Regions from separate parts of the Homo sapiens genome. Here region 2 is linked to region 1. A link is a loop called in an ENCODE intact Hi-C map of the cell type or tissue named here. Cell type or tissue: CD4-positive, alpha-beta T cell. All regions are shown on one strand. Links, peaks and the distances in the headings refer to the core of each region. The heading gives the core; the rest is flanking DNA. Region 1 has its middle 66 kb from the start of NDUFS5. Region 2 overlaps RHBDL2 (rhomboid like 2).

The links. A loop is a pair of places that touch in the nucleus more often than their neighbours do. Peaks named below come from ENCODE experiments on the same cell type or tissue, not always from the same donor. Only the 100,000 strongest peaks of a DNase experiment are listed, where the experiment ranks them.
Region 2: it touches region 1 in a loop (4-fold over the local background); 3 of 110 quality-filtered maps call a loop at or near these places.

Annotation. Positions count from the first base shown.
Region 1 is chr1:39,084,483-39,100,418 of GRCh38, reverse strand. It overlaps a transcript of MACF1 not described here. Among named protein-coding and RNA genes, the nearest start is that of NDUFS5, 66 kb to the right of the region's middle. RefSeq lists an enhancer at 1,639-1,728. In CD4-positive, alpha-beta T cell, for the core only: CTCF peaks have their summits at 7,643 and 7,845; DNase peaks (open chromatin) are centred at 7,878 and 9,981.
Region 2 is chr1:38,881,943-38,897,878 of GRCh38, reverse strand. RHBDL2 (rhomboid like 2) reads left to right here. Exons shown (of 8, transcript NM_017821.5): 5 at 1,810-1,910; 6 at 4,655-4,715; 7 at 9,855-9,916; 8 at 11,196-12,072. The coding sequence ends at 11,375. Among named protein-coding and RNA genes, the nearest start is that of GJA9-MYCBP, 8.3 kb to the right of the region's middle. In CD4-positive, alpha-beta T cell, for the core only: no CTCF peak of the experiment used is centred there; a DNase peak (open chromatin) is centred at 5,938.

The DNA.
Region 1 (15,936 bases), core at 4,779-12,778:
TCCATATTTAGACATCTAGCTTCCTTTTCAGGCTGATCTCCAATGACACCCTTGTGTGTACCTCCTTTCCCTATAATCAGACTCTGAGGCTTTGCCTAGAATGTCCCATCCCCCAACTCCACCTACTGAAATCTACCTTGAAAGTTCACCCCAAATGACGTGAAATTTTTTTTCTATTTATTTATTTAGAGGCAGCGTCTTACTCTATCACCCAGGCTGGAGTGCGGTGGCACAATCTTGGCTCACTGACACCTCTGCCTCTTAGGCTCAAGCAATCCTCCTGCCTCAGTGCGCCCACCAATTAACCCACCAGCAGCTAGGACTACAGGCAGGTGCCACCACGCCCAGATAATTTTTGTGCTATTTGTAGAGACAGGATTTCACCATACTGTCCAGGCTGGTCTCGAACTCTTGGGCTCAAGTAGTCGGCCTGCCTCAGCCTCCCAAAGTGCTGAGATTACAGGTGTGAACCTCCGTGCCCAGCTTTTTAAAAAAATTTTTTATAGAGACAGGGTCTCACTATGTTGGTCTTGAACTCCAGGTACATGTACTGTGGATGTCTGTATCACTGCCTCCTTAACCTCCTACTTCATAGGTTCCTGAGGGCAAAGACATCTATTTCATCTTTCTTCATCACTGGGCCTAACACAATACTTTGCACATAGTAGATGTTCAATAAATATTTGCTGAAGGAATGGATGCCTCATTGAACTGTTATGGGGGTTGGGGGAGGGAGCCAGATCTGATTCAAGACAATTGAGAATCCAACTCAATGTCCACTCAGTGGTCAAGGGCTGAGGGCACTTCATGTGTAGGGAGGAAAGAGGGAAGTACAAAATTATTTCTCTTTCTGCTAGTGCTCCTTCCTCAACCTCTAGAAAGTTTATTCCCAGCTTTTCTTCACCTTTGGTTCATGCTGCATTATTTTATGTGTTAACTGATGCTTTATAAAGAAATTCTTAGGCCAGGTGCGGTGGCTCATGCCTGTAATCCCAGCACTTTGGGAGGCCAGGGCGGGCAGATCACCTGAGGTCAGGAGTTCGAGGCCAGCCTGACCAATATGGTGAAACCGCGTCTCTACTAAAAATACAAAAAATTAGCCGGGCGTGATGGTGGTCACCTGTAATCCCAGCTACTTGGGAGGCTGAGGCAGGAGAATCGCTTGAACCCAGGAGGCAGAGGTTGCAGTGAGCCTAGATCGTGCCATTGCATTCCAACCTGGGCAACAAGAGCAAAACTCCATCTCAAAAAAAAGAAATTCTTTGCTAGTAGTGAGTGTGTGTGTGTGCACACATGCACATATTCTCTCCATTCCTCCTTGCAAGGGTAGCTGTCTGCTGTAACTTTTATATTCCCCAATAGTAGCTGATGCCAGGCACTGAAGGGGCAGCCCCAAGCATTATCCTTTGACCAGCTCTTGGAAGAAAATTACCTAGTTCTAGTCTCAGAAGTGAAGCTCCACCAGCCTCTTGGGCACCAGCCAAAGCTCCCTTTCTGCCCAGCTCCTAGAAACCTTTTCTAAGCTTTGCCTCAAGTTCCCAAATCCGCTCTGGGGTAAGAAGCCTTTGCCTGCTCTCATGCTGCCCTCTTCTGTTCAGAAAGTGCAACATCTCAATTTAAGAGGCCTGGAGGGTGCCAGCCACCCAGGAAGACAAGATCCCTGCCACCAGCAGCCCATCACCATAGCAACCCTCAAAATGGTTACTCAGCCATCTGGGTTACCATAGCAACTGGCCAAGTCGCTCCACCTCAGCCTCTCCCTAGGCCTCTCCCGTGGCTCGTCAGAGCCAACTCCAAATAATCTCCAGTGCTTCCTGGAAGAAATGAGCAGAGGCTGGACCCCTGACAGGCAGCTATCCCAAAGGGGCGTGGAAGGCCTCACCGCACCGGCTTCCCAAGGCACAGTAGAGATAATGGATGTTAAGGCACTCCGTGAACCTTGAAGTGCTACACAGATGTTAGCTGTTATTAAACTACTGTTCCTTGTAATGGGGGAGGCAGTGGGTTGCCCTAGGCAGAGCTAGCACCATTCCAAGCTTGGCCCCTTACTGGCTGGGAGACCTTGAGCAAGTTACCAAACTCTCTGGGCTTCTGCTTCCTCTGCTGTAGCACATCTGCCTCCTAAAGTTGTTTTGAGGATTAGGTCAAATACAGCATGTAAGATGCTGAGCGCCAAGGCTGGCATTCAGAACCTAACAATAGTAGTTATAAAAGGTATTGGCCCCTCTGCTGTCTCCCAGCTTCTTTGTCAGTAAAACTGTTTTTATCTTCACTCTTGAAGGAATCAGGCTAATGTGAGCCCTGCTGAACCATACCCAATCTCTCTTCCTGCTCTGAGGCAGGACAGGGTCTTACCCTGTGTGGATCCTCTGAGGCAGTCTATACTCTTTGGGGAATTGGGAGGTTCCCCAAACTGTGAGGTGTGGCTTTTTTTAATCTATGAAACTTCTCTTCACTTGAAGCCACAGCTCCCCATCCAACACCATCTCAAGGTAGAAACCTCTAAAGGGGCACTAACAGGCAGCCTGGAAAGAGCACAAATCACTGAGGCCGGGAGAGGCCCTTGAGAGTGGTGGCCAATGCTCTCAGTTGAGATCAGAGTCACGTGAAGCAGTTCACCAGCATCAGGGCAGTCCTGGGGCACAGGCCCCTATAACAAAAATGGAACTCATTCCCTTGATGAATTTCTTTTTTTTTGAGACAGGGTTTCACTTTGTCACCCAGGCTACAGTACAGTGGCATGAACATGGCTCACTGCTGCCTCAACCTCCCAGGCTCAAGTGATCCTCTAGCCTCAGTCCCCCAGATAGCTTGTACTACAGGTGTACACCACCATGCCCAGCTAATTTTTGTATTTTTTGTAGAGATGGGGTTTCGCCATGTAACCCAGGCCGATGTTGAACCCCTGAGCTCAAGTGATCCACCCACCTTGGCCTCCTAAAGTTCTGGGGTTAGAGACATGAGCCACTGTGCTATCCTCCCGCCATGATGTTAAGGACCTGAATCCTATTGCAACTCGACTTCAGTCTGTCAAGATTGAATCCTTGAAATTCATTTTTTGGATATTTAGTTTAATTATACTGGCAGAACAGAACCAGATATGCTCTAGCCTAGCTCTGTGTGTTCTGGGGATAGAGCCTGAACCTCAAGCTGGAAGGACCAGAGGATCAGCCAAGCAACGCTAGGAGGGACACACTGCCCCTGGAGCCTGAACATCTGGGTGTTAGAATCCCTCATGAAGAGGCCAGGCGCGGTGGCTCACACCTGTAATCCCAGCACTTTGGGAAGCTGAGGCGGGTGGATCACCTGAGGTCAGGAGTTCAAGACCAGCCTGGCCAACATGGTGAAACTCCGTCTCTACTAAAAATACAAAAATTAGCCGGGCGTGGTGGTGGGCACCTGTAATCCCAGCTACTCAGGAGGCCAAGGCAGGAGAATTACTTGAACCTGGGAGGCAGAGGTTGCAGTGAGCCGAGATCACACCACTGCACTCCAGCGTGGGTGACAGAGCAAGAGTCCGTCTCAAAAAAAAAAAAAAAAAAAGGAATCCCTCATGAAGACTCTGGGCAGTAGGTCAGGTGGCAGTGGTTCCAGTCCTCAGACATGGACTCTGAAGCAGATAAACTGGTATATTTACTACTAGAGGAAAGGTAGTATAATATAATGGTTAAAAAGTGAGGGAAGTAAAGGAGTTTGAAGTTGCAGTGAGCTACAATTGTGCCACTGCACTGCAGCCTGGGCAACAGAGCAAAACTCTGTCTCAAAAACAAAAACGGAGGAAGGTAGAAGTATGTGATTACGGGAACTTTCTGATTTTTTTTTTTTTTTTTGAGATAGAGTCTTGCTCTGTCACCAAGGCTGGAGTGCAGTGGCGCAGTCTCGACTCACTACGACCTCTGCCTCCCGGTTCAAGTGATTCTCCTGCCTCAGCCCTCCGAGTAGCTAGGATTACAGGCATGAGCCACTGCACCCAGCTACCGGAACTTTCTTATACATAACTGGGGAGGGAGAAGTGGGGTTGCAATATATGGGTTTTTTCGTTCACAGTTCCTGGCTCATAACTTCTATAGCCCTTGTCATAGTTTTCTGCTATAATGTTGAGGCACTGTAGACCTCAGAAGCAAGTCAAGTCTTAGAAAACAGAATCTTTCTGCCCTCCTGCCCTCCTTTCACCTGTTTCTTTTTCCTCCCAAAGCAAGACTCAATCTTTCCTGCAATTTTTTTTTTTTTTTTTTGAGACAGGGTCTCACTGTGTCACCCAGGCTGGATGATGATGATCACAGCTGCAGTGGTGCGATCATGGGTCACTGCAGCCTCCATCTCCCTGGCTCAAATGATCCTCCCACCTCAGCCTCCTGAGTGGTTGGGTCCACAGGTATGTGCCACTACGCCTGGATTATTTTTTGATTTTCTCTAGAGACAAGGTCTCACTATGTTGCCCAGGCAGGTCTTGATATCCCAGACTCAAGTGATTCTCCTGCCTTGGCCTCCCAAAGTGTTGGGATTACAGGCATGAGCCATTGCACCCAGCCATTTTTTTTTTTGAGACAGCCATCTCACTCTGTTGCCTACGCTGGAGTGTAGTAGTACAATCATAGCTCACTGCAGCCATGACCTCCTGGGCTCAAGGGATCCTCCTTTCTCAGCCCCCAAGTAGCTAGGACTACAGGCATGCACCACCACACCTAATTTTTTTTTTTGTGGAGATGGTGGTCTCACTATGTTGCTCAGGCTGGTCTTGAACTTCTGGTGTCAAGTGATCCACCTTCCTCGGCCTCCCAAAGTGCTGGGATTATATGTGTGAGCCACCACTCTCAGCCTTCCCCAACATTTCTTTTTTTTTTTTTTTTTTTTTTTGAGACAGAGTCTCACTCTGTCACCAGGCTGGAGTGCAGTGGCGCGATCTCAGCTCACTGCAACCTCCTCCTCCTGGGTTCAAATGATTCTCCTGCCTCAGCCTACTGAGTAGCTGGGACTACAGGCGCGCACCACCATGCCTAGCTAATTTTTTTGTATTTTTAATAGAGACAGGGTTTCACCATGTTGGCCAGGATGGTCTCGATCTGTTGACCTCATGATCCGCCCGCCTCGGCCTCCCAAAGTGCTGGGATTACAGGCGTGAGCCACCGCACCCAGCCGCCTTCCCCCACATTTCTGACTATAATCATGAGACCCCTATTTCAGGAGTCTTGCCCCATACCCTGGGGGAAGGAATACTACATAGAAAATTCAAGCAGAATCTGAACAGCCAGGCTTTGCTGGGTTTCCACACTGTTAGTGTTAGACATACCCTTTTTGCCCAATCACATTTCTGCATGGTTGTCAATCATGCCTACCCAAGGAAGTCTCCATGAAAGGCCTAAGATTCAGGGAGCTTCCAGGATAACAACTCGTGAAGATTCCTGAAGGGTGGCATACAAGGGAGGGCATGGAAGCACCACATTCCTTCTTCCATACCTCGCCCTTGCCCTCTGCATCTCTTCACCTGTATCCTCTGTGTGTTTTGTGGTTTTTGTTTTGTTTGTTTTGAGATCCGGTCTCACTCTGTAGCCCAGGGTAGAGTGCAGTACACAATCTCAGCTCCCTGCAGCCTTGACCTCCCGGGCTCAAGCAATCCTCCCACCTCAGCATCCTGAGTAGCTGGTATTACAGGCGCATACCACCACGCCTGGCTAATTTCTTTTTTTCTTTTTTTTTTTTGAGACAGAGTTTCGCTCTGGTTGCCCAGACTGGAGTGCAATGGCGCGATCTCAGCTCACCGCAACTTCCGCCTCCCAGGTTCAAGCAATTCTCCTGCCTCAGCCTCCCGAGTAGCTGGGATTACAGGCATGCACCACCACGCCCGGCTAATTTTGTATTTTTAGTAGAGACAGGGTTTCTCCGTGTTGAGGCTGGTATCGAACTCCTGACCTCAGGTGATCTGCCCGCCTGGGCCTCCCAAAGTGCTGGGATTACAGGCGTGAGCCACCATGCGCGGCCCGATTTCTTTCTTTTTTCTTTTCTTTTTTTTTTTTTGGAGACAAAATTTCACTCTTGTTGCCCAGGCTGAAGTGCAATGGCGTGAGCTCAGTTCACCACAACCTCCACCTCCCGCGTTCAAGCGATTCTCCTGCCTGGCTAATTTTGCTTTATTTTTTGTGGAGACGGGGTCTCACTATATTATCCAGGCTGGTCTCGAACTCCTGGCTTCAAGCGAGCCTCCCACCTTGGCCTCTCAAAATGCTGGGATTACAGGTATGAGTCACTGCACCCAGCCAGCACCCCATTATAGCCAGTCAGTCAGAAGCACAGGTAAAAAAAATCTGAGTCTTGTGATTGGCATTAGAAGTGGAGTGGGGTGGGGCTGGGCACCGTGGCTCACGCCTGTAATCCCAGCACTTTGGGAGGCCGAGGCGGTGGATCACCTGAGGTCAGGAGTTCGAGACCAGCCTGGCCAACGCGGTGAAACCCCATTTCTACTACAAATACAAAAATTAGCCAGGTGTGGTGGCGCACGCCTGTAATCCCAGCTACTCAGGAGGCTGAGACAGGAGAACCCGGGAGGCAGAGGTTGCAGTGAGCCAAGTTCACACCACTGCACTCCAGCCTAGGCAAAAGCGCAAGACTCCGTCTCAAAAAAAAGAAAAGAATCCCTTGGCCGGGCGTGATGGCTCACACCTGTAATCCCAGCACTTTGGGAGGCCAAGGTGGGCAGATCACAAGGTCAAGAGATTAAGACCATCCTGGCCAACATGATGAAACCCCGTGTCTACTAAAAATACAAAAATTAGCTGGGTGTGATGGCGTGTGCGTGTAGTCCCAGCTACTCGGGAGGCTGAAGCAGGAGAATCACTTGAACCCGGCAGGCAGAAGTTGCAGTGAGCCGAGATCGCACCACTGCACTCCAGCCTGGTGACAGGGCAAGACTCCGTCTCAAAAAAAAAAAAAAAAAAAAAATTAGCCAGGCGTGGTGGCGCGCACATGTTATTCCAGCTACTCAGAAGGCTGAGGCAGGAGAATCCCTTGAACCCAGGAGGCGGTGGTTGCAATGAGCAGAGATTGAGCCATTGCACTCCAGCCTGGGCAACAAGAGCAAGACATCATCTCAAAAAAAAAAAAAAAAAAAAAAAAAAAGAAGTGGAGTAGGGGAATGTCTTGGGGACTGAACCCTCAAACTGTGAGATCTGATGCTATTTCCAGGTAGACAGTGTTGTAATTGAACTGGAGGACACCCCGCTGGTGTCCACTGCAGAACTATTGTTTAACTTGCTGGCGGGGAGAAGTCCCCACATATCTTGGCGTCACAGAAGTCTTCTTGTGTTGATTGTTGAGTAAGAGAATGGAAAAACAGGAACTTGCCAGGCGCGGTGGCTCACACCTGTAATCCCAGCACTTTCGGAGGCCCAGGCGGGTGGATCATGAGGTCAGGAGTTCAAGGCCAGCCTGGCCAAGATGGTGAAACCCCGTCTCTACTAAAAAATACAAAAAAATTAGCTGGGCATGGTGTCAGGCACCTGTAATCCCAGTTACTCGGGGGGCTGAGGCAGAGAATTGCTTGAACCCGGGAGGCGGAGGTTGCAGTGAGCTGAGATGGCACCACAGCACTCTAGCCTGGGCAACAGAGAGAGACTCCATCTCAAAAAAAAAAGAAAGAAAAGAAAAAAGAAAAAACAGGAACTGTGTTTTTTCCACTGACAGCGGTGTATGAATGAAATAAAATTGGCCATGAATTAATTGATCATTCTTGTTTCTGGGTGATGGGGGTTCACTGTACTATTCTCACTACTTTACTATGTTTGAAATATCCTGAAAAGTGCCAGGGCTTTGGAGTTAGGCTGACCAGAAACTCAGCACTTGAATAACTGCAAAGGGCATATTGTACATGTTGAGGGCCAGGGGGCGCCATGCACATTAAGTAATGCTGAATCCCAGCTCCATTATTTGCTCAGTGTATAACCTCAGACAAGTTACTTAACATTTCTGTTGAGAATAGCAACTACTTCCCAGGGTTCTATGAGGATTAAATGATGTATGTAAAATGCCTGGCACCCATCTAGGACTCTACACAGTGACTTTACCAGCTATTATTCACCGGAGGAACCCAGCTGGCACCAGCTCTAAGGTGCTCCTAAACTGAGTCCAGAGTTCACTCCCCAAACCACCGTCTAGATTCTTTAGTTCCTAATTCTCACCAGCTGTTCTCTCTTCATTTTCCTTCTTTCCTTCCTACGAAAGCCAAAGAAAGGAGAGCAAGAATAGATGCAAACCACCGGGAAGTGCCCTGTCTCTTCAGGTTGTCCTGGCTAATTCCTATTTCTTTTCCCAGCCCCAGAAGAAATACTATCATTGCTCTAAGCCAGGGAGGGGCAGGAGTAGAAGTGCCTTCCCTTCCAGAACTTCCTCAAAACTCTTTGGACTTGCAACGTAGCTCAGTTCATGCTGCATTCTAACGGTCTTCATAGGCAGGAGCTGGGCTCTGAAGTGCAGTCTGAGCCTAGAGCAAAGTAGCCCTAGGGATATTTGTTAAATAAGCAAGTGTGTAATCAGTGAATAAGCAAGGGGATAAATCAGCACATTCATGAATCTATGAACAAGTGTATGAGTGAATGAATGATATTCATGAAAAGAGCTAATATGTATCAAGGGCAGCCGGGTGCAGTGGCTGTAATCCCAGCACTTTGGGAGGCCAAAGCAGGTGGATCACGAGGTCAAGAGATTGAGACCATCCTGGCCAACAAGGTGAAACCCACCATGGGTCTCTACTAAAAATACAAAAATCAGCTGGGCATGGTGGCGCACACCTGTAGTCCCAGCTACTCCAGAGGCTGAGGCAGGAGAATCGCTTGAATTTGGGAGGTGGAGGCTGCAGTAAGCCGAGATCGTGCCACTGCACTCCAGCCTGGTGACAGAGCGAGACTCTGTCTCAAAAAAAAAATTATCAAGGGCTGAATATATAGCAGGTACTGGGCCAAGCATCCTACTCCCAACTACCTTATTTAATCTACTGTGCAAGTCTCTGAGGTAGTGCTCTTGCTCCCCCATTTTAACTGTAAGAAACTGAGGCTCAATGAAGTGACTAACGTCCCAGGGTCACCCAATTAGCAAGTGAGCAATGAAACTAGGGCTCCAGCTGACTCCCAAAGCCAGCCCTTTGCGTGAATGAATGGAAGAGTGAGCACATGAAGAAATGTGTGAATGAGTGGGGGAGGGCATCCCAGAGACATCCACTGAGGCCCCAGGCAGAATCCTCCCCTGACCACAAGGCAAAAGCCTGGTATCTTCTGGGGTAGGGGTGGGGCACAGCTTAAGACAGAAGCTTCAGCTCATAATCATCACCCTTCAAGTTATAGGGGCTTCAGACCTTCCCTGTAGCAGTATCCCAGATCCAGGCAGAGATTCCAGCAAGGGACACCTATTCTGCTCCTACAGGAAAGCCAAGACAGGGCTTTCAGGCTGGCAGGCTTGTAACTGACATGTGGCAACAAGCAGTGGCCGGGCCAAATCATGGCAGGCCCTAGCCACAGCAACCAGAAAAAGGAGGCCAGCCAGGCTCCATATAACACTTTAGTGATGATGGATCTGTTCACAGACCTTTCCTCAAGGGGAGGACTGCTGAAATAAAGAACAAGTGCAGCCCTAGATCCTGCTGCAGTGTCAGCTACTCTGGTGGCATCTAACCCCTGAGCCCATGAGACTGAGAAATGATGGCCTTCCACAGTCCCCAAAGTAACCAGTCCTTCCTCTGCATTCCTACCTTCAGCCTAGGCTTCTCCCATAACAAACAGAAAGGCATGAGCCAAACTGCCATTCCATACCTTTCTCTATGTCACCTAGGATGTCATTAGAAAAGCATGATGGCATTAAGATGGCATTACACCTTGCAATCCAGAAACCACCTTCCCTCACCAACTGGGGTCCCACAGGGGCCCTGCACCTCAGAGAAAGGACAGATTGGCTGTCTTTTCTGCTGCCTGCACAGAATTCTGCCCACGTGGTCATGTTCCAGCCCACAGCTAATGTGACCCAGATTTACTTTCAAAGAGCTGGAGCTGAGCTGGTGGTGTGTAGCTACAATTCATTCTGCCCCACTTTCAGGGCACTCTCCTCTGCTCTTCTCTGCTGCTACTGAAACCAAGCTCCAGGACAGGGCCAGAGACTCTGAGGACACTGCCAGGAAGAAGTAGAGAAGCTGGGAAGGAGGAGGAGCCTTCCTGGATACAAAACTCGAAGAGCCTCAGGGCAAGGAAGTTTGGCAGCTGAGGAGTAAGGATTCCCAATGAGATTGTCTTTAGGGTTCCATTTCCCATCCCTGCATTCCCTTCTTCCCACTCACGGCTTGGCCAGAATAAGCCACTTCCATCTGCTCCCTGACAAAGGCCTAAAGAACAAAAGAAGGGGACAGAAATAAGAGGCTTGGGCTCCTTCTTTGCTGGCCTGGGAAACTGCTGGCCTCCTGAGTCTCCACTGCCTCATCTGGCTGCCAGGGAGGTTACAAGGAATGACACTGTTAAGTGCAGTAACGGGCCATGTGAACCTGTGTTTTTCCAGCACATTCTGATTCTCGTTCATTTCCCTTTTACACCCTTTATCACCATCTCCCTTTTATAGATAAGGAAACTGAGGATCCAAGAAGTGAGGTCATTTGCCTAAGTCTTGTAACTCCAGATTCAGTTATCTCCGCAGTGCCTGGCACATGGCAGGAGCTTAATCCATTTTTTTTATTGAATGAATGAATGAAGCAGAGAGGTGCCTGTGAGATGTCTTCTCAGAGCTCCCAACTTGGAGGAGAGACACATGGGCCCAGAGGAGTAAGCTCCAGCTTCTGACCAGGTAGTGCTCTCATGGCTCTCTGTCCCAGGGCAAAAAGGGTAAGATGGGACTCCTGACTACAGAGACCTCCAGAGCTGGTGAGGGAAATGAACCTGGGAACAATGAACGTGAATATAAAGCCAACTGAAACAAGGGCTGTGCAGAGAGACAATTGTCGTCTGACTAGAAGGCCACAATGGAGCAGATGTTGGGAATGATTATTTCAGCAGCATTTGCTGATACTCCTAGGAATGAATCCCATAGATGCTTTCTACTGGCACATAGCTTAACCCCTTTTTTAGTTGAAGGAATGAATAAATGAACAACCAGAGAGGGATCCAATCCTTAGCTCTGAGTCACTGCACTCCCCTTTTTCACAACACATACGGGGATATAATTATTTTTTCCCTTCTAACTACTTAAAAAAAAAATAGAGACAGGGTCTCATAGGCTGGTCTTGAACTCCTTAGCTCTAATGATTCTCCTGCCTCGGCCTCCCGAAATGCTGAGATTACAGGTGTGAGCCACTACACCCGGCCTTTTCTCCCTTCTGTCCTCTCCACTAGACTGAGTTCCATGCAGAAGGGACCACATCTTCAGTCATCTTTGAATATCAATGCCAAGGACAGGGAGGGTCCTGATTATGTGATGTTAGATGAATGAATACCTGATTGATGGGTAGATGGTGGAATCTTCCTGCACCCTACCGTGCCCTAGCCCAAACATGAGCCCTTCTTCAAAACATGTTACTGCCATCTGCAGGAAACTTGTAATAATAAATGTACACGTCTGCAATGACAACAAATGTGATGTGAATCGCACCCCCAAGGGTTGTGCAGTGTACAGCCATGTGACACCCTGTCTTGCACCCTGTTCTCAATATACTCCCCACAGGTCCCAAGGGATACATCATTTCTTCCTCTCTTTGTTTCTACCCTTTGGGGTTGTACTCCTTGCTACAGTAAGCTCCCTAGCGCCCCACTTCCTTGTTGCTCCCCACCATTAAGTAAGGATATTTCTACTGCTCTTCACTAAAGACAGAGAGCCAGAGGGGAAGAGGCAAATTTTCCAAGATCTTTGTCTCTCCCCTTTCCTGGTTCTATAGACCAGGATCCTGAGGCCTTTCCCGGAAGTGACCAAGTCTCTCAGGTGAGTGTGGAGATTTAGATTGTCAACTACAGAAGATTCAGACTGGGCTGGTTGCCAGGTATTGCCTAAGGAAATAGAAATAACAATGTACAGGGCCGGGTGCGGTGGCTCACGCCTGTAATCCCAGCATTTTGGAAGGCCAAGGCAAGCGGATCACCTGAGGTCAGGAGTTCAAGACCAGCCTGACCAACATGGTGAAACCCCATCTCGGGCCAGGCGCGGTGGCTCACACCTATAATCCCAGGACTTTGGGAGGCTGAGGCGGGCGGATCACGAGGTCAGGAGATGGAGACCATCCTGGCTAACATGGTGAAACCCCGTCTCTACTAAAAATACAAAAAATTAGCCGGGCAAGGTGGCAGGCGCCTGTAGTCCCAGCTGCTCAGGAGGCTGAGGCAGGAGAATGGCGTGAAACCAGGGGGCGGAGCCTGCAGTGAGCTGAGATCCAGCAGAGATTGCACCACTGCACTCCAGCCTGGGCGACAGCGAGACTCCATCTCCAAAAAAAAAAAGAAACCCCATCTCTACTAAACATACAAAAATTAGCTGGGCATGGTGGCACACGCCTGTAATCCCTGCTACTCGGGAGGCTGAGGCAGAAGAATTGCTTGAACCCGGGAGGTGAAGGTTGCAGTGAGTTGAGATTGCGCCACTGCACTCCAGCCTGGGTGGCAAAGTGAGACTCTGTCTCAAAAAAAAAAAGAAATAGCAATGTACTTGGAGTTAGAAGATCTGTGTTTACCAGTCCTGTGTAACTATAGGCAAGTCCCCTAAACCCTCTGAGCCTCGGATGCTAACATATGTCCTGCCTAACAGAGTTATTTTGAAATCTCTGTGTAAACCATAAAGCTGATAAACCGAAACAAGACACTTTCATTAGTGACTCTTGTTACATTTGAATGTGGCTGGGCTTAGGGAGTTGAGAATATGGCTGGCAAAGAAGAAGGAGAAACAAATGTAGGGAAAGGATGAGAACAGGAAGATGGGAAGAAGAACAAGGTTCAGCACCCTAAAACCTGTTTGGCTTTGTAGACTGAAATCAGCAGGTTTCTCAGCCCCGACATCCCTCTCTACTCTGACATGTGTGACCACCAGGCTTGCCCCATCAGGCCTCTCAAGCAAGGGCGAGGCCCTAAGACCAGCTCAGGACACGGAGTGGGCCAGGGAAAGGGAAGATCTCTATTTGGTGAGAGTGATTCAGACACCCCCACTTGGCTTCATAAGCAAGATCCAGGGGGAGGAGAAAATTGCACAGGCCACAGCTGGCTTCCAGCGTAAGACTGACTTCATTTCCTCCCACAATTAAAGTTCTGCTTCAGAGAGCTTCAGAGCATCCAGGGTCTCCCAGACATGCCCCCCTGCACCTCCTGTGAAGGAGTCCCTGCAGAGCTAAGGCTGCCTTTTCCATTACTCTGGTGGAGCCCCCACAGCATTCTAAAATCACATGAAGATTTCAGCAAGACCCTAAAGTCGCAGTCCCGCCTCGTCTCTGCTGCCTCTCTCCTCTCCTGCTAAAGAAACACGCCCAACTGCAGTGCACAAGTTATTTTTAACCATGGCAGTCTCCCCATTTTCAGCCTCACTGGCCCAGCCCCCTCCTCAAAAGAGGCATTCAGCAGTGTCAGGATGCAAAGGAGATCAGCATCTATGCCAGAAACACAGCACAGCGCAGCACCCACCATCCCTTTGCTCAGTTGACCCAGCAGGGTCCTTAGGAGCCTTGCCTGTGTAAAATTAAGCCTCCTTGAGTCCACTCCACTTCTATTCTAGACTCCAAATCTGAAGCAGCAAGCAAATCATCCCGTGGGCCTCCTCAGAGAAGACTGGAAGTGGAAATCATCACAAAACGATCTAAGTATGCATGAGTGATGAAGGATGGAGGCAGAGGGCATAAAGAAGGAAGAATGAGACAGCCCACTCTCTCTTCAGGAGAAAGAGGTTTATGAGTCATCAGGGCCCTGAGTTATGGCCCTTCAAGACTGGGGACAAGTAAACCCCTTCCTGCACCCTAGGGACAGCTCTAAAATTCTGTTACTGGCTGATGCTGCAGGCCCAAAGGTTTTGAGAAGGACTTCCTCCAAGGACTCCTCGTTGCCCACTAGAAAGAGCTCCAACTCTCCCTCCTGCCTTCCAGGCCCCACTGTTGTCTCCTCACTTGGAGCTCATTCCCTCTAAAGTCCTTTCCTGATTACCTGAGCCCACATAAGCCTTTCTCTAACTTTCCGTTATAGCTCAGTGCCTGTTTCTGGATCACAGTCTGTCACATCACATAATATCCTCAAAACACTCATTCAGCATTCATTCAGTCATTCAATACCAATTGATCTCTAGCATGTACAAGGCCCCGTGCAGCCCTCGGGGGCTCAAAACATAAGACACATCCCAAATTGCTCACTCTTCTAAGGGAGTGATGGGCACCCTGTGGGTTAACTGCTACATTGAACAAGGGAACATGGAGGAGAGAAAAGTATGACTGTGAGAGCGGAGGAGGAAGCTTTGGATACCACTGGGGGCATTAAGGACAGAGGAGGCGGCACTTAAAAGAGGAGGAGGGTTTACCAGCATCTTGCAGAGAAGAAAATTAAAGTGTGGTGGTTTCATCCTGCAAGATGCATCCCTCTGGGGGTCCAGTTACAGTGTACTGTGGCAGGGTGATTGGGGGTAGAGGTGGTGGCAGGTGAAGCTGAAGAGGTAAGTAATTTTGATGGGTCTTTATGCTGAAGCCTTGATTCCACAGGCAATGAGGGGCCAAAGGTGGTTTTTAAGCAGCCGAGTAATAGAATTAGGTTTGTATTTTATTTTATTTTTTATTGTATTTTTAATGAAGTGTTGTACAGGCAGCACTTCATTTCATAAAATAGAATATGTGTTCTTGAGGTTTGTATTTTAGAAAAAAATACTCTATTAGTCACGTGGAGGATGGTGGCAAGACTAAGAGAGGAAGAGCTATTAAATGCTCATTGGAAGGTCCAGGTGAGAGATGACACAGTGGAGGGGGTGGCTGTATTATTTGAGGGACACAAAGAAGGTAGCAGTACAGGCCTTGGTGACGGCTTGAAAGCGGGTGATGTCACTGAATTAGCTGCAGGCACTGCTCTATCTTCCTATCCGTACTGTAACACCAACACCCTGCTGAGATGCTGAGCACACTTCAGGGAGGCAGCTGTGGATGCCTTCAGTGGAAGCATCTCCTTTATTGAGCCAAAAACTGTGCTAAGGGCTTTCCACACATTATTTCATCTAACCTTCAAGGCATCCCTGCACAGTGGGCATTCTTAAGACAAGGAAAGTGACACTGAGAAAGAATAAGGGACTTGCCCAGAGTCACACAGTTGGTCAGTGGCAGGGCCACGATCCAGCACCCTACCCTCTCTGATTCCAAAGCTTACACTCATAACTACAGCACTGTGCTGCTGCTTGGCAAAGAGCTGGGCACATCCCACCACAGGAGGTAGCCCCAGCCTTCACGTCGTGTGAAAGGTCAGCATGTAGAACACTTTTGGAAGGCGATACAAGTAAAACTGTACTCTCCAAGGATTTCATTATAAGGAAATAACAGAAGTCAAATCATTCTTAACCATGTTCTCAGCAGCATTGTCTAATATAGCCAAAAAGTGAAAAAAGAGTAGGATTTAGAAAGTCATGAAATAGACAGCTTTTAGAAATGGTAACCATAAAGTCTAAAGTGCAATATGGAAAATCTTTTTAATATAAGATTAACTGAAAAGAGTCAGATGCAGAATGGTACCTAAGCCATGAAGGCAACTGCATAGAAAATATAACTGAATGGGGACAAAGACAGGGAAGAAGGTGCAGAAATGAAAACAGGTCTCACGTGAGCAAGGGGTGGCAGATTTTCCTCTTTTGAGTTTTTCGTTAATGTTATTTCAACGTCTTTCCAAGAATAATAATAACAAATCAGATGATGGCTGCTTTGTCAGAGGCCCTGGTGAGGACCCCTCGGCTCCCCACACAGCTGCTGTGCCCTGGCCCATTCCT
Region 2 (15,936 bases), core at 2,623-10,622, 200 kb after region 1:
GATTACAGGCGTGAGCCACCGTGCCCGGCCTACTGGACTACTTCTCACTGATCTTCAGTCATCCATATACCTGTTTGTATGCCATTGCTTTTCCAGTTCTCTAAGTCCTGAATACCTTCTTCTCTTTTGTTTTTCTTATCCAATCCTTTTGTGTGTGGGGGTGAGGGGAGAGGTCTTCCTCTGTCACCCAGACTGGAGCGCAGTGGCACGATGATAGCTCACTGCAGCCTCAAACTCCTGGGCTCAAGTGATCCTATTGGCTCAGCCTCTTGAGTAGCAAGGACCACAGGCGGGTACCACCATGCTTGGCTAATATTTTTCTTATATTTTTGGAGACGGATATCACTCTGTGGCCCGGGTTGGTCTCAGACTCCTGACTTTCTGGCCTCAAGCAATCTCCTGCCTGGGACTCCCAAAGCACTGAGATTATAGGAGTGAACCACAGTGTCTGGCCAATCTTAAAGATTCTTCAAAGTTTAGGCCGGGCGCAATGGCTCACGCCTGTAATCCCAGCACTTTGGGAGGCCGAGGTGGGCAGATCACGAGGTCAGGAGATCGAGACCATCCTGGCTAACATGGTGAAACCCCGTCTCTACTAAAAACACAAAAAATTAGCCAGGCGTGGTGGCGGGCGCCTGTAGTCCCAGCTGCTCGGGAGGCTGAGGCAGGAGAATAGCATGAACCTGGGAGGCAGAGCTTGCAGTGAGCTGAGATCACGCCACTGCACTCCAGCCTGGGCGACAGAGTGGGACTCCATCTCAAAAAAAAAAAAAAAGATTCTTCAAAGTTTAATGAAAATGCTATCTCCTCCTCCTCAGAGTAGCAAGGACTCCACCCTTCTGCTGAGAAAATCACTCCTTCCTAAGTGCTTCTACAATAAATTTATTTTTGTCATAGTAGTTGTTATATTCTGTACTTTATAATAGTTGTTTGCTCATCTCTTTGTAAAATTACTGAGGACAGACACTTTTTCTTGCACAAAATAGGTACTGTATTGTTTTGTATCATACACTAAGGAAATGAAAGAAGACCTTGAAAGGAATAGACCAAGTAATAGAACTAAGCAGTATAGAGAGAATATTTTAGTCTTTGCATAAGGTGGTTTGCAAAGCCTTGTTTTGGTCCAGTAAATCTAGGATTAGGTTAGCAATTAGGATTCATCTTGCTTGGGGAATCTGATTGGATCGTATGTTGAGAAGGATTCTGAGGGCACATTATGGCTCATTGAGAAAGATAGCTATTAGATAATAAAATGTTGGATTGTCTCAGGTATTTTGACTGAACATAGGATATTTTGCAATAATATTAGGTTGATGCAAAAATAATTGCAGTTTTTGCCCTTAAAAGTAATGGCAAAACCGCAATTACTTTTGCACCAACCTAATAGCTAACAAATATATAATACACATCAAGCAGTATTCTAAGCACAAAACACACATCAACTCATTATTTACCCTGACAATCCATTAAGGTAAGTTCTATTAATAGCCCCATTTTGCAGGTAGGGAAACTGAGACATAGAGAAGTCAACTAACTTCCTCAAGTCACACTGCTGGTAATTCTGGCTCCAGACGATTCTGCCATTGTCACTGCTATGTTGCTGTTCTAATGAACATTCCATGTTTTCAGAAACACTGTGGTAGTTAGCATATACAGCTATGCTTCTATGGTATGAAAGGGGCAAAATAGATTTGTTGCTTGCTAATGTGATAATAGACCAGACTTCCCAAATGTCTACCTTAGATTAGAAAGATTTATCTTTCCTGATCCGTATAGTCATGTCTGATCCTTTGTGTTTTATTTCTTTAGGGTCCCTTGCCAGCTCCATCTTTGACCCACTCAGATATCTTGTGGGAGCTTCAGGAGGAGTCTATGCTCTGATGGGAGGCTATTTTATGAATGTTCTGGTGGTAAGAACCATGGGGATGGAGTCCACGAGTCTCTTAAAAAAACAGAAAACAGTAACTCTTCTTTGTTTCAACGAACCTTCATTTATCAATATTTACTGAGCACTCAATTTTCTGAGAATTGTATGGCAATGCCATTTTGTTTCCTTTCTTTTCTTTCTTTTTTTTTGAGACAGAGTCTTGCACCATTGCCCAGGCTGGAATGCAGTGGTGTGATAATGGCTCACTGCACTTCTGCCTCCTGGGCTCAAGCAATCCTCCCACCTCAGCCTCCTAAATAGCTGGGACTACAGGTGTGGGCCACCATGCCTGACTAATGTTTTTATTGTTTGTAGAGCCAGGGTTTCGCCATGTTGCCCAGGCTGGTCTCGAACTCCTAGGCTCAAGCGATCTGCCCACGTTGGCCTCCCAAAGTGCTGGGATTACAGGCGTGAGCTGCCGCACCTAGCTTCCTTTCATATGTTATCATTTTTTTTCTCATTTCAAAAGTAATGAGTACAACATAAAATTTTAAATAAAAAAGTAGAAAGTTAAGGTCCTCAATATAGTATCTGTTAACAGTTGGGTGGGTGGTGAAAGACGTTGTTAACAGTTTTATATATTTTTTTCAGCCCTTTTTATTTTATTTTATTTTTTAAAGGAAACCAAGTTTATTAAGAAAGTAAAGGAATAAAAGAACGGCTACTTCATAGGCAGAGCAGCCCAGACCTTTTTCTACATGTATTCAAAATCCTACCGATGTTAATCTTATAACAATGACACCACCCTTATATTGTTCTGCATTTTATCATAGAGCATCCTGACCATCTACCCATGTCAGTGCTTAGAAATCCTCCCAGCTTAGAGCTGCTCCCTAGCATCCTCTATATAGATGCACCATGATTTATTTAATGAATCTCTCGCTGAAAAAAATTTGGGGTGATTCCTGCTTTTCATGTTTACAAGTAATGCTATAAGAAATGCCCTTGGCCGGGTGCGGTGGCTCACGCCTGTAATCCCAACACTGTGGGAGGCCAAGGTGAGTGGATCATGAGGTCAAGAGATCGAGACCATCCAGGCCAATATGGTGAAACCCCGTCTCTACTAAAAATACAAAAATTAGCTGGGTGTGGTGGTGTGTGCCTGTAGTCCCAGCTACTCGAGAGACTGAGGCAGAAGAATGGCTTGAACCTGGAAGGCGGAGGTTGCAGTGAGCTGAGATCATGCCACTGCACTCCAGCCTGGCAACAAAGCAAGACTCTGTCTCAAAAAAAAAAAAAAAAAAGAAAAAAAAAGAAAAAAAAGAAAAGAAATGCTTTTTACATTTATCTTTTTGCATTTGTGTAAATTTTTTTTGTAGGATAAATTTCTAGGCCAGGCATGGTGGCTCATGCCTGTAATCCCAGCACTTTGGGAGGCTGAGGTGGGCGGATCACAAGGTCAAGAGATCGGGACCATCCTGGCCAACGTGGTGAAACCCCGTCTCTACTAAAAATACAAAAATTAGCTGGGTGTGGTGGCACGCACCTGTAGTCCCAGCTACTCTGGAGGCTGAGGCAGGAGAATCGCTTGAACCCGGGAGGTGGAGGTTGCAGTGAGCCAAAATTGTGCCACTGCACTCCAGCCTGGCGACAGAGTGAGACTCCAACTCAAACAACAACAACAACAACAACAACAAAATTCTAGGTAGAAAAGTGTAAAGCAATTATAAAACTGTTCCAAATATAGAAATCACTAAGAAAAGTGGTTTTTTCAACTTTGGATTGCAACCCATTAGTGGTTGTAGACTCACTTTAAGGAACTGTGGCCAAAAGTTAAACCCAAGAAAAAAAAAGTCAGTGTTATTGTTTGATTTATGCGTGTACTGGGTTGTTATGTAAATTATTTCTTACTGTAGGTCATGGTCACAAGAGTTTGAAAATAATTGATTTAGAGTAAACATGCCTATTTCAGCATCTTTACTCCTTGGGAAGAGAGTTACTAATTTGAAAGTGAAGGGACAAGTAATTCAATAAATTATATTAGAAATGTCTCGCTCAGCAGTTCGCCACTGACGCATAAGGGACCCAAAGCTAAAATCCAACAATGAGCCAGGTGTACTGGAATGCACCTGTAGTCCCAGCTACTCAGGAGTCTGAGACAGGAGGAAGGCTTGAGTCCAGGAGTTCGAGGCTGCAGTGAGCTATAGATTGCACCACTGCACTCCAACTTGGGTGACAGAGTGAGATCCTCCCTGTCTTCTACCTCCCCTCACAGAACCCCCCCAAGAGCGCCCCCAAAAGACCCTGCAATAATTTTTGACGAATATTTTCAATGTTTTTGAAATTACCTCAAAAATTAAGGTAATACTCAAATCTCAGTTAAGTCTTTGCTAAATACTACTGGGAAAGAGGATGAAGAAACATCAAATGAATATTAACCAAAAATCTTATGAATATTTCATCAATCTTAGTTTAACAGCATTTATTTATCTATTTATTTATTGACATGTTAAGTGCTGATTTTATATTACTTTTATTGAGATTGTTTCTGGCTAGCAAAATTGTGTCATTTATATTATTAAATTAAATGTCTTGTCATTTTATTCTCCAAAGTGCATTGTACTTCCCAAATACATTTAAAAACTCGGCTGTGACACTCATGCTTTGTTTTGCAAATATTTGATACTGGAAGATTATTTCAAATGAAGAGCAGATGAAGAGGGAGTAGAGTTGAGGTTTCATTTGTCCATAGATAGCTTATATAATTATTATTTATCTCTTTTTAAGAATTTTCAAGAAATGATTCCTGCCTTTGGAATTTTCAGACTGCTGATCATCATCCTGATAAGTAAGTGTGTTTTGTGAATACTTCATACTGTCCAAGTGAAAATAAAATATAGAGACAAATCTCTAAACATTTTATTTGGGAATCACAGGATTGCAATTTGGGGCATACACACAGACCTGGGAGGTCTATGGTATGTCTGAAGTACAAAAGAAAAGGCTGGGGGTTTTATTAGAAAGATAAATTTTACATATTATTTTGAAAGAAAGCTCATTGGCACTAGAGCAGCCTTTGGGAGCTGGTTGGTGAGTGATGGTAGTGGGGAGAACTAGTCTTAGACTTGTGTTGTTTAGACCTGATTCTTAGACTCAATTTGTTTCAGCAGCTATTAGGTAAAACTAGTCTTATGGTTAGAACAGGTAGTTTCGGCAGCTGGGCTTGTGGAGAATTCAATTGTTGGAGCAGTGCTATGTGCTCTGAGTGCTTTTGTCCCCTGGCCCCTCAACTCTGATTTAGCTGGGTTTGACAACAATGACCTATTTCACATAATCATCTCACATAATATTTTCACCATGTGATTGGTTTAGGCTTCAGAAGGCCTTTCCACATTTCCCAGACACTAACATGGAGAATAACTGCAAGCCTACAGTTAGAGAAAAATTGTCCACTTCACAGCACTAAGCAGAAAGAAGTAAACGAAGGAGTTTTACAGGCTCTCATGGGTGGTTCTTAGACATGCCTACGTGATGTATTTTGGCTTTTAGTATCTTTATGGAGTGGGGGAAGCCAAGAGAATAGAGCCCTAGGCACCCCCTCTACTTGAACCACAATAGCTTCACTTATATTTTATATACTGGACTTTTTCATATATTGGAAGCTGTATGTGATTTTGTCTGCAGAGGGAAAACTTGGAAACCACTGATATAATCTCTTTTCTTCCTCAATTTCTAAATTTTCAGATTAAAAAAAAAACTGATCCAGTAAGTATTGAGTGATAGCTGATAGTTGAGGATTAATGATAGAGAGTTGGGGGAGCGGGGGGCAGGTGGCAGCGGGCAACCGTTCAAGAAGCCCAGACCAAGAGGGTGACTAATGTGGCTTTTGAAATCTCCAAGCATTCTAGAATCACATGCTAAAGGAGGTTAGGAAGAATGCTGTCTGGAGAGGGGATGGAAGTGCAGCTGAGTCTGAGAGTAAAGGTAGATTCCAGATGACAGCAGGCCATAGAGCATGGAAGAAAACAAGAGCAAAGGTGGGGGTGGTAACTGGTGTTGACAGACCTGCTCCAGTTGAAGTTCTCTCCACCTGGAGGGCTGTGGAAGAATGACAGACCCTGGGGTCAGACCTGAAAGCCAAGGCAGAGGTTATACCTGATAAAGCCTAAGATGTTTTTGGCTGTCCACATAGTAAGAAAACAGGATTTTGCAATTTCTATGAAGGGTTCGATTATCCCCATTACAGGAACAGAGGCAACTATGTCTGTGGGAAGGGACTCTTTAGTTTATTGACCATTTAAATATAAGAACGCTAATATTTCACTCTGAGATAAAATAATTCACTTGTTTATAGTTTATACTATTCTTAACTTTTTTCTTCATAACAAATTCAAAACCTAAGAGAAGGGAGAGTGAGTATCTGGGAGGCAGCAGAGCTGCTGCAGGAGCTGAGCTGCCTCCTCAGTTGTTCAGGGTCACACCCAGAATCAGAGGACACATTGTTTGGGCACAGAATTGTTGTCACCTGAGATACGGGGTCTTCAGTCAGTCTGCTTCATTTCTAAAAGTTCTTTGGCCTGGTTTACCTACTATTGAAAATGGGAAGAGTTACAACACATACCAGATTAATAAAATATAAGTGCATCTGTATTTGAAATGTGTTTCTTTGGAAATGTATATAATTTTGTAATATGTAATATGTAATGTGTATAAAGTTGTAAATATTCTTCTTTTTTTTTTTTTTTTTTTTTGAGACGGAGTCTCGCTCTGTTGCCCAGGCTGGAGTGTAGTGGTGTGATCTTGGCTTACTGCAACCTCCGCCTCCTGGGTTCAAGCAATTCTCCTGTCTCAGCCTCTCCTGTCAACAGGTGCATGCCACCATGCCTGGCTAATTATTGTATTTTTAGTAGAGATGGGGTTTTACCATATTGGTCAGGCTGGTCTCGAACTCCTGACCTCAGGTGATCCACTCACCTCAGCCTCCCAAAGTGATGAGATTACAGCCGTGAGCCACTGAGCCCAGCCAAGTTGTAAATATTCTTCTTAATTGTAAATGGCAATTGCCCTAAAAAACATTCCTTCATCAAGCATTATGTTTGAGACCATCCTGTGAAACATAGGGAGACTCTGTCTCTACAAAAAAATTGGTCAGGTGTTGCGGTGTGGGCCTGTGGTTCCAGCTACTCAGGAGGCTGAGGTGGGAGAATTCGCTTGAGCCTGGGAGGTCAAGGCTGCAGTGAGCCGTGAACATGCCACTGTAGTCTAGCCTGGGCAGCAGAGCGAGGTTGTCTCAAAAAAAAAAAAATCCATATGAAGGCAACTCTTTTAAAGTAAATGTTAAATTTTTAAGGAGGACAATGGTTTGGCTTCTTGGAATAAGGGCTTATTTTCAGGTGGGAAGACACATCTCAGTTTAGAGGCTGCAGCAACCCAGAAGAAAAGTCCCCTAGGAAGCAGAAAGAGGAAAGAACCAGACTCAGATATAGGAAGGGGCAAGATGAGAGAAACTGGTTGGAGAAATTGACATACTAATGGTTACAAAGACTTTCTGAGAGGAGGTCTCCTATTGTGGAAGACTAAGCCAAAGTAACTGTTTCCAGTTATGTGGCAGTGTTTTTTAAAAACACTTTCCTAGACCCATGGGCATGTTATTTATGTGGACCAGGAAATGCAAATGATGATTGAAAATATGGGCCAGGCACGGTAGCTCACGCCTGTAATCGCAGCACTTTAGGAAGCCGAGGCGGGTGGATCACGAGGTCAGGAGATCTCATGGTGAAACCCCGTCTCTACTAAAAATACAAAAATTAACCAGGCATGGTGGCATGGGCCTGTAGTTCCAGCTGCTCAGGAGGCTGAGGCAGGAGAATGGCGTGAACCCAGGAGGTGGAGGTTGCAGTGAGCTGAGATTGCACCACTGCACTCCAGCCTAGGCGACAGAGTGAGACTGCGTCTTGAAAAAAAAAAAAAAAGAAAATATTATATAGCCTCATGAATCTAGCACTTTGTGTAATAGTCATTTACAACTAAATGAATATTGAATATTTCCTCGACCTCAATTTCTGTCCAGTGACTTCAACATCAATCAATACAGTATTGAAAGGGAATCTAGTCAGAGCACATGTCCTGATGCTATTTTCCCAAAGGCAAGGACTAGGTCTTTTCATCTCCTAGGACACAGTGGCTCACTAAGTAGAGCATAGGGAATTAGGGGATGGGTGTGGAATGTGATAGCTGCAAGAGATGTTTCCAAGCACTACACATATAGGGCAGAGTTCTTCTAGGCCAAGAAGTCGGAAGCTCCTTTTGCAGTGCAGATCCGACTTACTTGACGACTGCCTAACTTCTGGCTCTCACAGTTTTATTGGAGAATATGGAATGATTTCCTTTCATGGCCTGACACCTTCAGAACTCCCGATGGTAATTACAGGCAATTAGTGTGGTGGCTGAGAGTGGAGTCTTGGTGTCTTGGTTTCTTTATGTATAAAATGCCACCATCCTTCTTCACTTCGATTGCTACAATAGTATTTTTCCAGCTGGTCTTCCAGTTCCTGTTCTTGCTCCCTTATAGTCTACTTCCTATATGGCAGCTAGAATAATCTTTGTAAAACCATCAGTGTGGTTGCTCAAGCCTGTAATCCCAGCACTTTGGGAGGTCGAGGTGGGTGGATCACCTGAGGTCAGGAGTTCGAGAGTTGGAGACCAGCCTTGTCAACACGGTGAAATGCTGTCTCTACTAAAAATACAAAAATTAACCGGGCATAGTGGCACATGTCTGTAATCCCAGCTAATCAGGAGGCTGAGGCACGAGAATTGCTTGAACCTGGGAGGCGGAGGTTGCAGTGAGCCGAGATTGCACTACTGCATTCCAGCCTGGGCGACAGAGTTGAGACTCTGTCATAAACAAACAAACAAAATCTATCATGTCACTCCTGTGCTCAAGAGCTTTCAAAGACTTCCTATCACTCAGTAAAGGTTGAAGTCCTTACAATGGCCCATATAGACCCTACATAATCTGTCCCCTGCTACCTGTCTGACCTCATCACCCACAACCTTATCCCTAACTCTAGTCCAGAATCACCTGGAGGTCTTGTTAAAACAAAGTTGTTGGAAACAACTTTACCACAGTTGGTAGTTGGAAAACACAGCCATGGAAGTAGGAATCTACTAAGGAGAGTACAACTCACCTTCTGAAAACAAAAACAAAAACAAAAACAGAAAGCTGAGTCCCACCCTTAAGTTTTCTGGTTCAGTAGGTCTGGGGTGGGTTTAAGAGTTTTCATATCTAGTAAGTTTCCAGGTGAAGCTGATGCTGCTGGTCTTGGTAAAAACCACTTTGAAAACTACTGATCCAGCCAGCTCAACTGCTTTGGTATTTTTCAAACACACCAGGCACATTCCTGCTTAGGGACTTTGTACTTGGTCTTCCCTCTCTCTGAAACACTCTTATGTCAAATAGCAGCATGACTTGGACCCTTACCTCTGTCCAGCGTCATATTCTCAAAGAGATCCTCCTTGACACCCCTATTGGAAATCACACTCGACAACTGGCATTCCTATTTCTTCTTCTCTTTGTATTTTCTCCATAGCACTTAGCACTATTTGACATACTGTATGTTTTACTTATTTGTTTGCCTCCCTACCAATCACCCCCCCACATACCCCCCAACAGTTTGTCAGCTCCATGAGTCAGGGCTGTTAGATCTGTCCATTGCTGCCTATCTACCAGCTAGAATAATGCCTGACACATAGAGGACAATGAATGCTTGTTGGATGAATAAATCTGTAAAATGGGATAATGATAGTTCCTACTTCACAGGGTTGTGATGAAGATTAATGAGTTAAAAGATCTCTTAGAAAAGCACCTGTCACAGAGTTAAGTATCAATAAATGATAGCTAGTATTATTATTATTAGAGGGGAACCAAAAACATTTGGTGTACTACTGTGGAGATTCTGAGCCTTTATCAGGGTGTTTTTCCTTCTAGTTGTGTTGGACATGGGATTTGCTCTCTATAGAAGGTTCTTTGTTCCTGAAGATGGGTCTCCGGTGAGTTCAGTTTCTTTCTTTTATAAAATAGAAATTAGTTTACTGTCAAAAAGGGTTATCAAATAGGGGTTACAACGCTGTGATTTAGGGCAGCCAAATTTCCATTTGGAAGTTAAGAAAATTTTTAAGGAAATCAGACTTTTGAATTGTCCTTCCCACTTAACTCTCTCACAGCCCTGATCACTGGCTCTACTTCACTGCACCTGCCATATTGGTAGCTATTCCAAAACAGGAGAGAATGGCCAGGCGTGGTGGCTCATGCCTGTAATCCCAGCACTTTGGGAAGCCAAGATCGGCGGATCACAGGGTCAGGAGTTTGAGACCAGCCTGGCCAATATGATGAAACCCCGTCTCTACTAAAAATACAAAAATTAGCTGGGCGTGGTGGCAGTCACCTGTAATCCCAGCTACTCGGGAAGCTGAGGCAGGAGAATCGCTTGAATCTGGGAGGCGGAGGTTGCAGTGAGCCGAGATCGCACCACTGCACTCCAGCCTGGGTGACAGAGTGACTCTGTCTCAAAAAAACAAAAAACAGGAGAGAATGGATTTTCCTGTCCACATAGAATAAAAAGCAGTTGGTTTAGCCAGGCATGGTGGCATGTGCCTGTAGTCCCAGCTACTTGGGGAGCTGAGATGGGAGGATTGCTTGAGTCCTAGAGGTTGAGTCTACAGTGAGCTGTGATCATGCGACTGCACTCCAGCCTGGGCGACAGAGTTGAGACCCCATTTCAAAAAACAAAACAAAACAAAAAAACAGATTGGAAAACAGCAATGAAAGATTGAGTTCTATAAGTTGACAATAAAGAAAATTGACAAAATTTTCCAGTTTTGCTGTGATTTGTCTTTGAATTTGGTAGTTTCTGTTTGGGTATTTCTTGTGTATGTTATTACTTGTGTTTTAAATCTGAAACCCCATGTATGTGGAATCAGATTATGCTGCTATAGAGATCCCTCATGGCAACTCAACCATTCTCTTAGTTGGCATTATATAGAATTATTTTAAATGCAATGATGATTAAGAATGAGAAACAATTTCTCTGTCTTTTGTACTCTAAGAATGGGTGAAAATGACATTTTTAAGCTTTGTATCTTTCAGAGTATCTCCTTCTCTCTGTGCACATGGAGTTTTGTGTCTCTTTTGCCTTACCCCTAGTTCTCTAGACCTTTAAGACTCTTGTTTAACTGTGACGGTATTTGTGTTTGAATAAGAGAGATGCAACTGAAATACACAATTAGCATTGTCTTCACTTATTTCCATTTTCCCTCCTTTTCTCCCAAGGTGTCTTTTGCAGCTCACATTGCAGGTGGATTTGCTGGAATGTCCATTGGCTACACGGTGTTTAGCTGCTTTGATAAAGCACTGCTGAAAGATCCAAGGTTTTGGATAGCAATTGCTGCATATTTAGCTTGTGTCTTATTTGCTGTGTTTTTCAACATTTTCCTATCTCCAGCAAACTGACCTGCCCCTATTGTAAGTCAATTAATAAAAAGAGCCATCTGGAGGAAATAAAAAAAAAAGGAAGACTCTATGAAGAAACAGAGAAGTCTCAGAAAAGGCTAACAATTTTATATAGAGGACAAAACAGCATTAAACTCATCAGTTGCAAAGATTGCCTATAAAAGGACCTTAGGATTTAAGGAAGGGGCTTCTTAATGTAGAAAGGGAAGAAGAAGAGAGAAAAGAAGGGTAGTAAAAACTAGAGATTGGGGCCAGGCGCAGTGGCTCACGCCTGTAATCCCAGCACTTTGGGAGGCTGAGGCGGGTGAAATCACCTGAGGTCATGAGTTCAAGACCAGCCTGACCAATATGGTGAAACCCTGTCTCTACTAAAGAAAATACAAAAATTAGCCGGGCGTGGTGGCGTGTGCCTGTAGTCCCAGCTACTTGCGAGGCTGAGGCAGGAGAATTGCTTGAACCTGGGAGGCGAAGGTTGCAGTGAGCCGAGATTGCGCCACTGCACTCCAGCCTGGGTGACAGAGCGACACTCGGTCTCAAAAAACAAAACAAAACAAAACAAAATTAGAGATTGGGTCTTTCCCAGGCATATGGTATTCTATAAAACAGACTTACTCTCCTTGGAGGATATATTTTGGAGAATGCTTCATAAAATCTATGAATACTGTACAATGCTGATAATAAAAACTTTTTATACCTGTGTCAGACTCCTGATAATCACTTTAAAATAGATCACTGTTTGAGGAGATAGATCACTACTGTTTGAGGTGTTTTACACACTTTATTGATAATATTATCAACAACCCGGAAAGGTAGTTATTACTCTGCATCTTAGAGTAATCTTAAAGAATCCCTTAAAGGAACCCTTAAAGAATTAAGTACTTGTCTGAGGGGAGCAGAATTTAAACATAGATAATGACTTGGAAACCTGTAGTCTCCCCTATAGGTCCAACAATGCTGTGTTCCCCAAACACTGAAGGGTATCATAGGAGTACAGGAACAAACATCTATGCGGGGTACACCATGAATGGTGGAAATATCTCATAGAAGAAGACTGAGGATTTTCTGGACTGCTAGTTTAAGATTCTGATACCGTGTCTAAGATCCCAAGGAACCGGGCACTGGCTTTCTGGTGCACACTATATACCTAGACTTCAGATTCTCATCTGTGATCAGACTGTCATCCTTCATGTGGGTCATGGCTCTCCTAGGAGTGGGTAGGATTTATTTACAGAAGGTAAAATGTCATACCTGAAAGCTGAGAAGCATGTGTCATTTTCCTGTATAGAATTCAGACTGTGGTTTATTATGTTTTTGGAAATGGTAGTTTTGGGTCATCTGAATATAGGAAATATAATTTTTTCTTTTATCATCAATGTATTTATTAAACACCCATCTAAACATGTCACTGTATCTGGAAGGGGCATATACACTTAGTTAGATATAGTGAGAAAAGTTAATACTTTAGTATTTTGAGAAAAACTGATCAGAAATTTGTTTAAAAAGTTAAATTTAAGTATAAACATGGGAATATGAGTGTTTTTTTTTTTGTTTTGTTTTTTTTTGAGATGGAGTCTCGCTCTGTTTCCCAGGCTGGAGTGCAGTGGGCTGATCTTGGCTCACTGCAACCTCTGCCTCCTGGGTTCAAGCAATTCTCCTACCTCAGCCTCCAGAGTAGCTGGGATTACAGGCATGCGCCACCACATCTGGCTAATTATTATTTTTTTTTTTTTGAGACCGAGTCTTGCTCTGTCGCCCAGGCTGGAGTGCAGTGGCCGGATCTTGGTTCACTGAAACCTCCGCCTCCTGGGTTCAAGTGATTCTCCTATCTCAGCTTCCTGAGTAGCTGGGATTACAGGTGGCCGCCACCAAACCTGACTAATTTATTTATTTATTTATTTATTTATTTATTTATTTATTTATTTATTTATTTTTAGTAGAGACGGGGTTTCACCATGCTGGCCAGGCTGGTCTCGAACTCCCGACCTCAGGCCCTCAGGCGATCTGCCCGCCTTGGCCTCCCAAAGTGCTGGGATTACAGGTGTGAGCCACTGTGCCCGGTCCCTAATTTTTTTTTTTTTTTGAGATGGAGTTTCGCTCTTGTCATCTAGGCTAGAGTGCGATGGTACGATCTCGGCTCACTGCCACCTCCACCCACTGGGTTCAAGTGATTCTCCTGCCTCAGCCTCCTGAGTAGCTGGGATTACAGGCACCTGCCACCACGCCTGGCTAATTTTTGTATTTTTAGTAGAGACGGGGTTTCACCATGTTGGCCAGGCTGGTCTTGAACTCCTGACCTTAGGTGATCCGCCCACCTCGGCCTCCCAAAGTGCTGGGATTACAGGTGTGAACCACTGCACTCGGCTAATTTTTGTATTTTTTAGTAGAGACGGTGTTTCACCATGTTGGCCAGGCTGGTCTCAAACCCCTGACCTCAAGTGATCCACCCACCTCAGCCTCCCAAAGTGCTGGGATTACAGGTGTGAGCCACCATGCCTGGCCTTATGAGTGTGTTCTTGGTTAAACAAAGATTCAAACAAGAAGTTAAAAGATAAAATCTCAGCCAGGTGCAGTGGCTCATGCCTATAATCTCAGCACTTTGGGAGGCCAATGTGGGAGGACTGCTTGAGCCCAGGAGTTTGAGAACAGCCTGGGTAACATTCAAGAACTCTACAAAAACATAAAAAATAACCAGGTGTGGTGGTGCTTGCCTGTAGTTCTAGCTACTCCAGAGGCTGAGGTGGGAGGATCACTGGAACCCAGGAGTTCGAGGTTACAGTGAGCTATGATCATGCCACTGCCCTCCAGCCTGGGTGACAGAGTGAGACCCTGTCTTAAAAAAAAAAAAAATCTCCTTTTGCCTTCTCACTTCAAACCTGCTGTTTTTCCCTAGTGCTGACCATCATCAGTGGTCACAACAGTATGGTCTGTATCCTTGCAGACATTTTTCTATGTAGGATGAGCAGAAAGGAAAATGGATTTAAGTTAATGTCCAACTCATCCACTGTATTGAACTTCACTGAATCTGCTCTACACCCTCAAAGGGACAAATCTGAAGAACAAATTAGAGGTGTCCATGGTATAACTCCTCCTAAGCATCATTTGCTTCTCAGATTGATCTCAACTAGGAAAAGTTTTTGTTAATCGATTTTAGCTAAATATATATGTGTGTGTGTGTGTGTGTGTGTGTGTGTGTGTGTGTGTGTGTATATATATATTTTTTTTTTTCTTGAGACAGGGTCTTGCTGTGTCGCCCAGGCTGGAGTGCAGTGGCGCCATCTCGGCTCACTGCAACCTCTGCCTCCTGGGTTCAAGCAATTCTCCTGCCTCAGCCTCCCGGGTAGCTGGGATTATAGGCATGTGCCACCATGCCTGGCTAATTTTTGGTATTTTTAATAGAGACTGGGTTTCACCACATTGGCCAGGCTGGTCTTGAACTCCTGACTTCAGGTGATCCGCCTGTCTCAGCCTCCTCCCAAAGTGCTAGGATTATAGACATGAGCCCAGCCTCTAATTAGATATTTTTATGAAATGTAGGTTTTAACAGGATAAATGTGATACATGTATTGTTCTATAACTTGCTTTACAACATGACCTAGGGACCTTTCTCTATTAGTTCATAGAAATCTTTATTCTCTGAATTGCTGAATGATATAGATGTACCATAGATAACCATTCCTCTGTCAGACATTTAAATTATTGCTGCTTTTGTATAATTACCAACAGTGCTATGTGAACATCCTAGCATGTGCAGTGTGTCTCTGAATGTCTATGCTGAATGAATATTTCAAGTATCCAAAAGCAGAAATGCTATACTAATATTGATAGGTTTAAACTGCCTTTTAAATAGCTGTATCCATTTATATTCTTACCTACAGGATATGAGAGTAACAGTGTCTCCCTACTTTGCCAAAAGAAGGTATTATAAATCTTTAAAATTTTGCATTTTGATAGTTAAAAAATAATATTTCACTTAAATATGTATTCTCTGACTACCGAGGTTGAGGAAGTTTCGAGTTTATTAATAATTTATGAGTTACACATATGTAATTCAGATAACACATAATATAGAAACATGAATATATTGTGCATGTATGTGTGCCTATACAAATATATATATATATAAATAATATATATATAAAAATATATATGTAAATATATATATATATATATATATATATATATATATATATATATATATATATATTTGTCCCTGGTGAAATGTTTGTATTTAATCTGAGAAGTAGCTATTGTTGGCAAAAAAGCCCAGGGAAGAAGTATTTATCTGTTATGCTCAACCTGCCAGATCACTAGCTCTGAAGGGACCTTTAATGACCTAAAATACAATGTAATTGTTAATAACAGAACATGGGAGACAGAATCAGGATCTATCTATGAAATCGGACATGACCCATTTATTAAGGCAGATGACCAAGAAGTTATTATCTAGTAAGAAAGACTTTTTTGGTTCTAGAAACATGGTTTATTGCACAAAAAACAATGACATTTTATTAGGTTCCCCCAGTGGCAAAAGTTGCATACAAACAGCACACAAATACCTCCT